Regions from separate parts of the Homo sapiens genome. Here all the other regions are linked to region 2. Evidence: chromatin contacts called from ENCODE Hi-C data. All regions are on one chromosome and are shown on one strand. Each heading gives the region's core, a stretch centred on a gene start or an enhancer-like site at or near the end of the contact. The rest is flanking DNA. Distances are from core to core; before and after follow the strand shown. Region 1 holds the start of PUDP (pseudouridine 5'-phosphatase). Region 2 holds the start of MSL3 (MSL complex subunit 3). Region 3 holds the start of AP1S2 (adaptor related protein complex 1 subunit sigma 2).

What was found. Hi-C counts contacts between places; a loop is a spot of excess contacts on that map. Pooled maps may share reads with other maps.
Region 1: a loop to region 2 is called in a map of CD8-positive, alpha-beta T cell, with 21 times the contacts of the local background. The contact joins the promoter of PUDP here to the promoter of MSL3 in region 2. A Hi-C loop is called at or near these places in 2 of 168 maps with a recorded cell type or tissue (CD8-positive, alpha-beta T cell and naive thymus-derived CD4-positive, alpha-beta T cell) and 9 of 50 pooled maps.
Region 3: a loop to region 2 is called in a map of gastrocnemius medialis, with 9 times the contacts of the local background. The contact joins the promoter of AP1S2 here to the promoter of MSL3 in region 2. A Hi-C loop is called at or near these places in 2 of 168 maps with a recorded cell type or tissue (gastrocnemius medialis and naive thymus-derived CD4-positive, alpha-beta T cell), 1 of 37 single-sample maps with no recorded cell type and 10 of 50 pooled maps.

Annotation. Positions count from the first base shown.
Region 1 is chrX:7,146,460-7,150,108 of GRCh38, reverse strand. PUDP (pseudouridine 5'-phosphatase) reads left to right here and starts at 1,956. Exons shown (of 4, transcript NM_012080.5): 1 at 1,956-2,056. The coding sequence starts at 1,996. It overlaps STS (steroid sulfatase), which reads right to left and starts at 2,397. Exons shown (of 11, transcript NM_001320752.2): 1 at 2,026-2,397. MIR4767 (microRNA 4767) reads right to left here and starts at 2,249; the gene lies at 2,172-2,249. RefSeq lists an enhancer at 1,477-1,526 and a silencer at 1,717-2,436.
Region 2 is chrX:11,755,799-11,759,486 of GRCh38, reverse strand. MSL3 (MSL complex subunit 3) reads right to left here and starts at 1,250. Exons shown (of 13, transcript NM_078629.4): 1 at 1,122-1,250. The coding sequence starts at 1,223. MSL3-DT (MSL3 divergent transcript) reads left to right here and starts at 1,404. Exons shown (of 2, transcript XR_007068393.1): 1 at 1,404-2,735. RefSeq lists an enhancer at 803-1,097 and silencers at 951-1,330, 1,341-1,490, 1,511-1,710.
Region 3 is chrX:15,853,504-15,857,112 of GRCh38, reverse strand. AP1S2 (adaptor related protein complex 1 subunit sigma 2) reads left to right here and starts at 2,300. Exons shown (of 6, transcript NM_001272071.2): 1 at 2,300-2,425. RefSeq lists silencers at 1,884-1,993, 2,084-2,363, 2,584-2,873 and an enhancer at 1,662-2,266.

The sequences.
Region 1 (3,649 bases), core at 707-3,206, 4.6 Mb after region 2:
GAAGGAAACTGGGAGGGAGAATTCTACAGACTCCAGGTGGGAAATACTGTCATACTTACTGTAGGTACCACAGCTATGTGTGTGCAATGCATCTATTATGGAATTGTGTTCCCAAAAATATATGTTGGAGTCCTCATCCCCGCTACCTCAGAATGTGACCTTATTTGGAAACAGGATTTTGTCAGAGGTAATCAAATTAAAATGTAGTTATTAGGGTGGTCCTTAGTCCAATAAGAATCGTGTTCTTATAAAAGGAGAAAATTTGGACACAGAGACACACACAGAGGGAAGACGATAGGACAAGATACAGGGAAAGGAAAGCAGGTTCAAGCTGAGGAGAAAGACCTGGAATAGGTCCTTTCCTCACAGCCCTCAGAAGGAATTAAGACTGCTGACATCTTGATCTAGGACTTCTGGCCTCCAGATCTGTGACACAATACACATCTGCTGTTTAGGTTACTTAGTCTGTGGTATATTACTATGGCAGCTGTAGTAAACTAATACAGAAACCACGAACGACTGTATTTGAGGCGCAAGTCCCTACCTAATTTGCTCATAAATTGCCTTCTCTGAAATCCCGTGTCCTCAAAGGGAAATCACGATTGCATTAAATGGGGGAAGCTCTCTTATAGTACCACCTCTAAGAACACATAATTTTATTGACTATATATTATGCACTGGTACTAAGGGCTTGGCCTGCCTCACCTCCTTTATCACCTCCATTTTACCCAGGAGGAAACAGACACAGGTGCACTTTGTCTATCATAGATAATAATTCTTGCTGAATCCAGGCATGCCCCTGTCCACTATGTCTGCACTAAACTAGAAATACACTCTCATGTTTACACCTTTTTTTTTTTGTCTTTTTCCCCTTTTGTGGAGAACAGGGTCTCGCTATATTGCCCAGGCAGTTCTTAAACTTCTGGGCTCAAACTATTCCCCCAACTCCCACTTCTGCCTCCCTAAGTACTGGGATTACAGGTGTGGGCCACTGCGCCCAGCACACCCTCACGTTTTTAAAGTCTTGAAATTCTCCTATTTCCGCTTCTCAAAAGGTCCAATCCTTTTCCTTAAACGTGAATATACCACATAAACGAACACGAAATAGAAACAGGGACAAAAAAGTATTTTTTTGACGATGGCAAACGGGAAAAAAAAAAAAGAAAGCTGTTTAGGTGGCATTTGAAAAGTTAAAAAAGAAAGAAAACTCAGAGCAGCCCAAAAGACAGATGATACCTAAGAAGGCACAACCAGCAAGACATGTTGACTGTTAGTATTATTTCAGCATCCTCCTTGAGCAGCTTGGCTTTGCTCTGGGACAATGCACCAGCCTGGGATGCTCAGAGATGCAGGCACGGAGGTTGTGCAGCCTCTCCGCACACTGCGCATGCGCGGCTGCCGGTTCAAGTCGCGGTCCAGGACCGCAAGGAGGCGGGCAAGCGAAACTGAGAAAAACCCACCCACGGTCCAGGGACTGGGGGCTCGGGCGAACCCACCCAGGGACCTCCTGACCAAGGCCATTTGTCTGCAACCTGATGGCTAGAAGTGATACCACCCTGAGCATCTTCAATCCCCTTTCCCCACTCTACAGCCCCTTGTACTGTCCCTCCTTCCTCATTCACACCCCTGATCCAAACTCAAGCACTGAATTTGTCCCCAGACGAGGGCCTCGGCTCTGCGCGGCCGCTGGCTGAGTAGCTTGGCCCGATTCCGGGTGTGAAGTGAGGAGGAATTGATGCGGGTAAACATACAGCGCCGGCCCGCGCCGCATCCCGGGTCTGCAGCTACAGCTGCGGCGAAAGCCCAAGGTGCGCGTGCGCGGAGCGCCACTAGGCAGCCCAGGACGCGCGGGCTCGGAGCCGGGCGAGGGGCCGCGGAAGGCGCGTGCGCAGAGCGACCCCGGGCGCGCGAGAAGGTCCTCAGTGCGCGTGCGCGGGGCGGGCGGGTGCGCGCGCACTTCCTCCTCGCCCCCACCCAGACCCAGAAGGCGCCACCATGGCGGCGCCCCCGCAGCCCGTCACCCACCTCATCTTTGACATGGACGGACTTCTTCTGGGTGGGTAGTGTGCAGCCGCCGCCTCCAGTAAGGGCGGTCTTGTGTGGGCGTGGGGACGGTCGGCGCGGGGTACGTCACGGCCTGGGGGCCGCGGCGGGGCGGTGTTCATGCAGGGACGCTCGGGCTCCCGCGCGCTCTGCCCCCGGCTGGCCCCGAAGTCGGGCGGCGGCCAGGAGCGCCCGCGGGCCCATGTCCGGGCTGGCGGGCGCGCGTGGCCGCGGCGTCTACGCGGCCCCAGCACCCGCTTCCGGTCGGCGGCCCGCGCGTGGGGCCGGAGCACGTGGGAGCAGTCCCTGGGGTCCACCGGGCGGGCGCGCGGCTCCGCGTCCTCTCCTCAGAGCGAGGCGCGGCGGGACCTCCGCGCTCTCTTTTCGGTTACGCATGCGTGCGACCTTGAGCGGTGCCCAGCCTCAGCTTCCCCGTCTGCAAAGTAGCCTGGAGGATACTTGCCTGCCTGCTCCAAGGTTGCTGCTGTGGGCGCACTTTGATGGTAGCATCCTGCATGGTAGCGGTTCTCTACCTGGCGGTTTTGCAGCCCTGAGGGCATCTGGCAATGGCGATGTCAGGAGACATTTTGGCTGTCACAGCTGGCGAGGAGTGATGGGGTCACTGGCATCTAGTGGAGTCCAGACCAGTGATACTGTTAAACTTCCCGCAGTGCACAGGAGTGCCCTATGCAACCATAAGGAATTATCCCGCGCCGTCAACAGTGTAGAGGCACAGAAGGTCCGTCAAGTGGCCTGGCTGCCTAGGGTGACCAGCACCGGGGACATCACCTGTGGGCTACTTGTAAATGTAGAAGCTGGGGCCCCACCCTACCCCTGCCCAATCAGAATCTGCATTTTAAGCGCGTGAACGTTTGAGAACAGCTGCTCTATCAATCCGAGGCATTAAGAAACCCTTGGCAGTGTACTAAGGTAGTCAGTCTTAGCACATGTGAACTTCACCAGCCAAGAGGAATTCAAGTAGAATTCAAAGAATAAAACCCTGTTTTTAACTCAAGACAGAACTATGCTGAGCTCTACCGAAAGCCTTGACACAGTTAACACTATGACACATAATCACCAGGAGGCTTCATATATCTATAAACATGTCTGCATACTCTTTGTAGACAGCTGACCTGCTTGGTTACGTATATCATTCCTTCATTTCAAAACCCTGCAAGTTAGGAGGAAGTATTTGCATGTCACTAATTAAAAAAAAAAAAAAAAAAAAAACCCTGCAGCTCAGAGAGGTAAAGCTACTTGCCCAAGGTCACACAGCTAATAAGCCAAGCTGAGAAACGATTCTGGATTGATCCAGTTCTAAATATAAATGATGTTGAGCTCATCTTAAATTGTGAATGTGACCTTGTTTCTGCTCATCATATTGCTGGGTAATTCCCTAGCAGTGTTTCCTTTTAAAAAGGCATGCAGAAACCATTCTCTTCATTTTATGAACACAGAGGTGTAAACTGATGAATTCCAAAGGAAAAAAAAAATCCCCGTAGAGGTCACTAATTGGAGCCAACGGTGTATGCAGCTACTAAATTTGAAATGACTCAATTTCAGAAAGCTTGTGGGATACATAGGTATAGTTTGTAGACATGAATTT
Region 2 (3,688 bases), core at 1-2,500:
AGAGCTCTGGGAGTTGTAGTCTCCTGGGCTCCCCTATGTCCAGTGCCAGGATGGCTAGCTGGAGACTCTGGAATCCCTCCCTGTTGTGTCCCTAGAGGGAACAACTAAAACTAATGATGGGGCGTGCCCCCCCCCCTCCGCCCCGAGGAGGCTGGAGGGCGAGGAGAAAGAGGGATAGCAGACGCGGTTAAAAGACAGGAGCAGCAGGGGAGGGAACTGAAGGCAGAATATGCTCATCCCTTTAGGGATGTCCTTTAGCATCTCTAATGGACAGAGCTGTCCAGACATCGCCAAAGACACACCTGGGACTGCCCCTGTCCCTGCCGCCTAAGGCTTCGCCCAGGTGGCCCTAGGAACCCAGGTCTCTGAAATGAAAGCACCTGGGTGCTTTCCTTGGGGATCTGGGAGACCTGGTGCCAACTCCTGCCCGCCACCCAAATCTGAGGAGCTGCAAGATGTGGCTCAGCTCCCGGAGACTTAGGTGGACCGGCCCGGGGCGCGATTCCCATCAACTATGGTCAGACCCACGTAAATCCTTCAGAGTTTGAAAACGTAAATGCTGCAAGGCCCTGGGGTACGAAAACACTGGGCCAACCTTGCCCTCGGGATGGGGTTCACGGCCTACAGGCGGGATGGGGCCTAAACTGGACTAGGGTCCCAGGGACACAACGTCGCAAGTCAGCGGCCAGCGCCGTGTAACTATGAATTAGAACCTGGATCGGACGGCCAGGGCGTCCCACAGGAGCCCACCCGGCACCAGGCCGCACAGAAGGAGACATTTAACGCGAAGACAGAAACCGTATTCGAGAAGCCTCCTCCCTCAGCGGCCACCGTTGCAGTCGGGGGCGCAAACGGTAGCCCCGGTAACGCGACAAAGCATGGGCGAGGCTCCCAACCGCGCGTGCGCCGCCCGGCCTGACGGAAGGAAGTGGAAGCATCCCAGACCCCGCCCCGACTCCCGGGCGTAGCGCCCTGTGAGCGCCCCCTGCCGGCCGCACCGCTCCTCGCAGGCCGAGGAGCCCGGCCGGTCCCTCAGCTCCGCGCGGCCGTCCGCCCCCGCCCCCGCCCCCGGTCCCGGGTCCCCCAGCCCGCGCCTCCTCCCTGTCCCTCCGCGGCGGCACCTTGGCATCGTACAGCACTCGCGCCTTGGTGGGGTCAGGCTCGAAGCACAGCACTTTCTCCCCTGAGTGGAATTTAAATTTCATGCCCTCGCTCGCGCTCATTTGCTCATCGTGGCGGAGGGCGAGGCTCCGGGGCGGGCGGAGCGCGCGCGGTGGGGGAGGGCGGGCGGGGGCGGGGAGGCGGTGCGCCGTGGCCGGGGGGGGCCGGGAATGGCGGAGGCTGCGGCCGCCCCGCCCTCGGCCCCTCCTCCGCCCGCCCCGAGCCGCTGCCGGGACCTCGGAGGCGCCTGGCGCGCGCGCTCCCGCCCGGGCGCGTCCCCGCACGTCCCCGCCGGGGCTCCGGGAGGGGTGCGGGCGGGGAGCGCGACCCCCTGGCCAAGGTCTACCGGCAGGACGTCTCCCGTCGCCCCCATGGGAGAGGGTCCCCGCGGCCTCCAGGCTGCGCCCACGTGCGCGCAGGGTCGTCCGTCGCCCCGAGCGCCCGCTCTCCGGCCCGGGCGTGGGAGGCGCCTAGGGAGAGAGAGAGCCGGTCTGGAGTAGGCACCCGGCGGCCGGGAGGCTGGACGGCGTCTGCCCCCAAGAGCTCCCTGGCCGTGCGCGCCGCGTCAGCCCCCTTGGCAGAGCAGCGCGCCGATGAGTGTGGCCACGCTTGGAGAACGCAGCGCTGGAGCTGGCCCCAGGCGGGCAGTGGCCTCGGGCGAGGGCAGAAGGGCACTCCGGGCTGTGAATAGAACACTTGCTTATCCCTTCAGAGGACAAGCCGGTGGCAGGCCTGGAGCCCCCAGTGACGGGTTGAGCAGTGGGCAGCGAGGCAGATGGGTCCTTAAAGAGTAGCTGACGTCTTCAGTGTCAGCTTCTAGCGTGGCCTGACAGCCCCCAGCATCCCCGGAATGCCCCCCACGGTCTATCTGCTCCAATAGACTAAAAATTCCCTAAATAGAAGCACCCTTGAGGCCGCTATCAATATGGTACCTGCACAGAGTGGATGTTAAGTAAATACTTGATGAGCGAATGACAAGTGATGGGAGACTTGAAGGACAAACTTCCAGGGACAGGAAGGACAGTGCTGGGCTTTTTCTTTTGAGTTTTGGAAAGCCGTTGGGCAGTGTAATTACTGGATTAGGACCGGGCTGGAGACCAGCTTCCAGGCTAATCTCTGCGGACCTGGTGAACTTCCCCTTCTCTGTTCTAGCCTCCAGAAAGTTGCATTTGCTTCCCCTCTGCACGCTTCCTTCACCAGGTTCCTGGTATACATCCTTCACATTTCAGCGTGGGCATGCCAACAGAAAAGCCCTCAGGCTTCCCAAGATGAATCATAAAGCCCTGAGGTGTTCCCTCCCAGGACTCTGCTTAACCCCTTTCTTGCATGTACCACTGTGCTATAGAATGGGTTGTTCATTTGCAAAATGACCTCATTAAGACAGTAAGCTCTTTGAAGCTGGGGGTAGGGGTCTTATCCAATTCATCACGGCGTATTCGTGGCACATAATATGGAATGAATGAACAGATTGATTTAGGAAATAGAACCCACAAAACTCAGTGGCCAATTGGATGTGAAGGAGAGGGAAGGAGGAATCTTGAGAGACTTCCAGGTTTTCTGGCCCAAGGAATTGGGTGAGTAATAGCTGCATCCGCCAGAATAAGGCTATACAGAGGAGTTAAAGGTTGGGGGAAGATGGTCAAATGGCCTTTGGGGTAATACGGTGCAGAAACTAGAACTGGAACCATGATTCCTCTCCAGGTTGTGGTGTATCAGAGATGAGAACAGTAGATGGTGGTGTTCCCCACAAATGGCAGGGGCGGCTTGGAAGCACATGTAATTGCACGTCCTGTGTAAACCGTAACTGAAGTATTCACCTTTTTATTTTTCCTGCCCATGATTGGAGAGAGTTCTGCTGCAGGCTCTACCCTTTCAGGGATAGGATTTTAGATGCTTTCCTTTGTTTCTCCGCATTTCCACCCCTTCTTATGTCATTGAGGAATTCCTCTTTCCCCGTCCCTCTAAAAAGTCCAAGAATGCAAAAGCCTTCAGGAACCTAAAAGTTAAAAAGCCTGCCAATGGCAGCACCCCTTACAGTCCTCCTCCAGATTAGGATCCACTAGAGAGGGCTCCACCCTTAATGCAGGACATCATTTTTCCTCTCGGGTGTAAAGGTTAAGAACATGGCCAGCTCTGCAAACCACTCTCCAGGACCCAGTCCCATGCTTGTCACTTTCTAGCTTGTGACCATGGACAACTGGTTAGTCTCTTTGTAATGCACTTTGTTCATGTTTAAAATGAAGGAAATAGTGGCTCCTACTTCATAGGGTTTTTTAGGAGTCAATGAGTCAATTCAGTGTACATGGCTTTGTGTAGTGCCTGACATATAAGGGCTGGGTAAATATTTGCTCTTGACATTAGGCATTTCTTATCTGTTTCTCCGTGTCCCCCATTCATTCATTCATTCATTCAGCAAATATTTATTGGACCTCCTGTGTGCTGGTTGCTAGACACACAAAGTAGAATACATACATTACCCCTGTCCTCCCAGAGGGCACATTTCAGGAGGGCGGAGCAGCAAGCAATC
Region 3 (3,609 bases), core at 1,051-3,550, 4.1 Mb before region 2:
TGGCAACCATGTTTCTTTTGTCTTTCACAGTGAATGCATAATTAGCACTTAATACTAAGACTAGGGAATAAACCATCTATAATCTATTGAAAAAGACCATCTGCTTCTATAAATTTTGTTCTCATACACTTGCCAAAAGAAGAGAACATATTAACAAAATAATGGGCCCTGCACTGTTAATTGCTAGGTTGTTTGCAGTTGTGCTGTTGCTATTAGAATTTAATAAGCCATTCCTTCTGCTAAATTAATAAGCAGCCAAGATTATGTAATAGCTGCTTTCAGCTGCTAATTATTTTTCCCACAATTCCTTCCCCTCCCTACCCCTACCCCCACCTTTTTTTGGCTAGGAGCAGGAAAGGAGACTGCCAGTATGTCATCAGCAAGTCTCCCGTCCTCATTTTCAGAGCAACATTAGGAGCATAATCAGAGTTTAAACTTGGAAGTGGCTATCTCAGGAACCTTCAGGATATAAGTGTTTTGTACAGAAAAAGAGAAAAGCAGCATTTGGATTCAGAGGGCGAGTTTTCATTGTGTAGCATTAGAGCTATCTTTTAACTGGTTAATGGCATCTGTTTCTTGTAGTAAGAGAGAAATGGGACATTCGAAAGCACCTTTGGGGCATGACTAGGTAGGGAGAAATCTGGTGGGGGCGAGGGGGACCTAAAGAACTACAGAAAGCCAGCTCTGTGCCGTGTGTCGTCCCCTTTCTTTAATATTCCAGTATACATTAATCATACATGTTAGTAGGAAACTTTCCAAGCAGCACAGTAGTGCTTGAAAAGGGGAAGTATTACACATTTCTTTTTGTTTTGTCATACAAAAGCATTTTTTAAAAGCCCCCAAAACTACTGTCTTAGTTTCATAGATACTATAATGTACACAAAAAGAATATAATCCCTAATAAAGGATTCCTTTACATTGATTACATTTAGCTTCGTGAAAATTTTAGCATTTCTTTTTTTACTTTAGGCCATTAAAAAAATTCTGGCGACTATACTTAGGAACCTCTGCAAAAGGGGCATGGCCCAACAAAAGCAATTTTCTCGCTTCCTTTGTAAGAACCTAGGTGACTCGGGTAATGAATAGCATTTCGATATGGGAAACCCGTGGCTCTTCAAGGAAGGTCACCTAATCCCGTGGGACTCCCCTTTCCTTATCTGTAAATGACTAGATGATTCATCCATTCTATCATTCAGAAAATTATGAACATCCATTATGCCCAGGCATTACGCTCAGCATTACAGCTCTTAACAAATTTATCATTTTATAGTCTTTATCAGTCAACTCACATTTATTAGTTGTTATATACCAGGCTGTGAACTAGATTGAGATGCAAAATGAATACAATTTAAGGTGTGCTAAATAAAGGCTAACGGGCATGTGGGTGAAAGAGGGAATCGCTCTTACAGGGTTTTAGGGTGAGGCTTCATAGATGTGACATTTGGGAGCAAGGACATGCCAGGCACAGCAAGTCGTCGGCAGTGCTAAACTGGAACCCAGGCGGCTGGTGGGGCGACCCAGTGTGAAGGAAGCGGGATCTCGAAGGTGAGGTGCTGTCCGGGCTTTTCAGCCGAACGGACGGTAACTCATCCAGTCCGCAGCACCGAGGATGGGCGAGGCGAGCCCAGGGAACAGACTCCCGCGAAGCTCGGGGCGGAAGGTGTCTGGGCTAGGGCTGGAGCAGTGCAATGGGAAGGAGAGGGCGGATTCCGGACAATTTTGAGGCAGAATGATAGCAAAAGGCCCGTGAATGCGTGACGAGCTCCACAGAAGAGCTGACTTGTTTTTCCAGAGTTGCAGCACTCCCTCGTCTCCTCCCACCCTCCTCGTCAGCCGTCACACTTCACACTTCCTCTCTGGGGACACAGAGAATCATTAGAGCTCGAACGTGGCTCTTCGCTGTCCGGAACTTCCCTGCCCCGCACCACCCGCTAGGCTAAGGACGCTGCAGAATCCCGTCCTCCTATCATTAAACAAGCAGGACAGCCGCCCGCGCGCGTCCCGGAGGCACCTGCAAGAGCGCGCGGGCGCGCGGGCGCTCGGGCCCGGCAAACGCCGCTTCCGGGTCACGTGGCCCGGCTTCCGGTTCGCACCTCCCCTCAGCGAAGAAACCTCCAATCGGCTGCCTTGGACTCAGCGGTTACCCGCGCTGCCTCCGGTGCCGCTGGCGACCGCTGAGCCGCTTCCCGCGCGTCGCCTAGCCCGCCCCTCAGCTCGCCGCAGCCCCGGCTCCTCCCTCGTCCGGCCCCCGGGGCGGGGTCTGTCAGCTTGCCCTCCCCTCTCCGCCTAAGCCTGCCCTATGCCAGCCGGGTGTCCTCCCCACAGCACCACGGCTTCTCTTCCTCAGCACGGCGACAGGGGCTTCCCCTTCGCCGCCGCCGCCGCCGCCGGCCAAGCTCCGCCGCGCCCGCGGCCCGCGGCCGCCGTAAGTCCCTGGGGGCGAAAGGGGGCGCCGGGGATGGGGGAGAGGGGGAGGGAGGACTGGGCGCGCCCCCCGCCACCCCGCGCGCGCCCCGACGACCCCACCCCGAGCCTGCCCGGCCCGCCACTGGGTCGCCGCGCCCGCAACTCACTTCTCTCCGTGTCCGCGCCCTCCGCACCACTCCGCGCCGCGCCCGGGGATGTGGGGGCCAGTCCCGGGCTCCGCGACAGCCTCGCGGCACCTGTGGTTCGGGAATCGCCTCAAGTTTTGCGGGGCGCTTTCGGGAGGGGCCGGGGGCGGTGGCGGCCGAGGACTCTTGGCGCCCCCTGCGCGGCGGCGGATGCCATTGTCTGCTCCGCTCCTTGCCTGTCACCTCTCCCGGGCTTGGTCAGTGATGGAGTGTGGCCACGGGAGTGGGGGGGAGGCACCGGCGACGGCCGGACCCGAGGAACGCTGGCCCCGAGCCCGCGCCGCGGCTGAGCCCATTGTTTTTAATGCCAGTCTCGAGGAATTGTGGTGCCCTGTGATTTGCGGCAAAATCAAAGCGTTGGTTTTTAACACGAGGGAAGGAATACTCGTGCTTTGCAACCGGGTTTCGTCCCATGTTAGGACATAATTTATTTTAAGGAGAATACATTGTTTTTTCGTCCTGCAAAGTGGTAGGGCGGATACAGGACCCTGCTCCAGACAGCCTTGAGCCCATACTCTTCGCAGGCAAACCCTCACCCTTTCTGGTCACCAAGATCTAGGAATACGAGGTCCATTCTTTTCCAAGTTCTGGTAACGGGTTTGCAGTAAATGCCCAGTTGATGCTTCACTTCCTGCCCCCTTCGAATGCCGCTATCTTCAGGACTTGCACGGGAGGCACTTTGGTATCACCTAATAATGTCCTTATATTTTGTTCCCCTGACGCATTTTAAGTGAGGTAATAAGACCATTTTAACTTTACTAAAGTTGAATTGCCACGTCATACATTTCTAGATATCTTGTTGATACCTTTTTGGGTGGTTACAAAAAGCGACGATAATTTCTTACCGAAATTTAGGGCCCATTTTTATTCTACATTGGTTCTGTAAATTTCCCCTCCCCGTGTTCAAATTCAAGATGGTGTGGTGAATCTTGAGAATCATGCTTGAATCTTATTTGCAGTAACGCTGTTAAAGGAACTTAACAGTGATTAAAAGAAA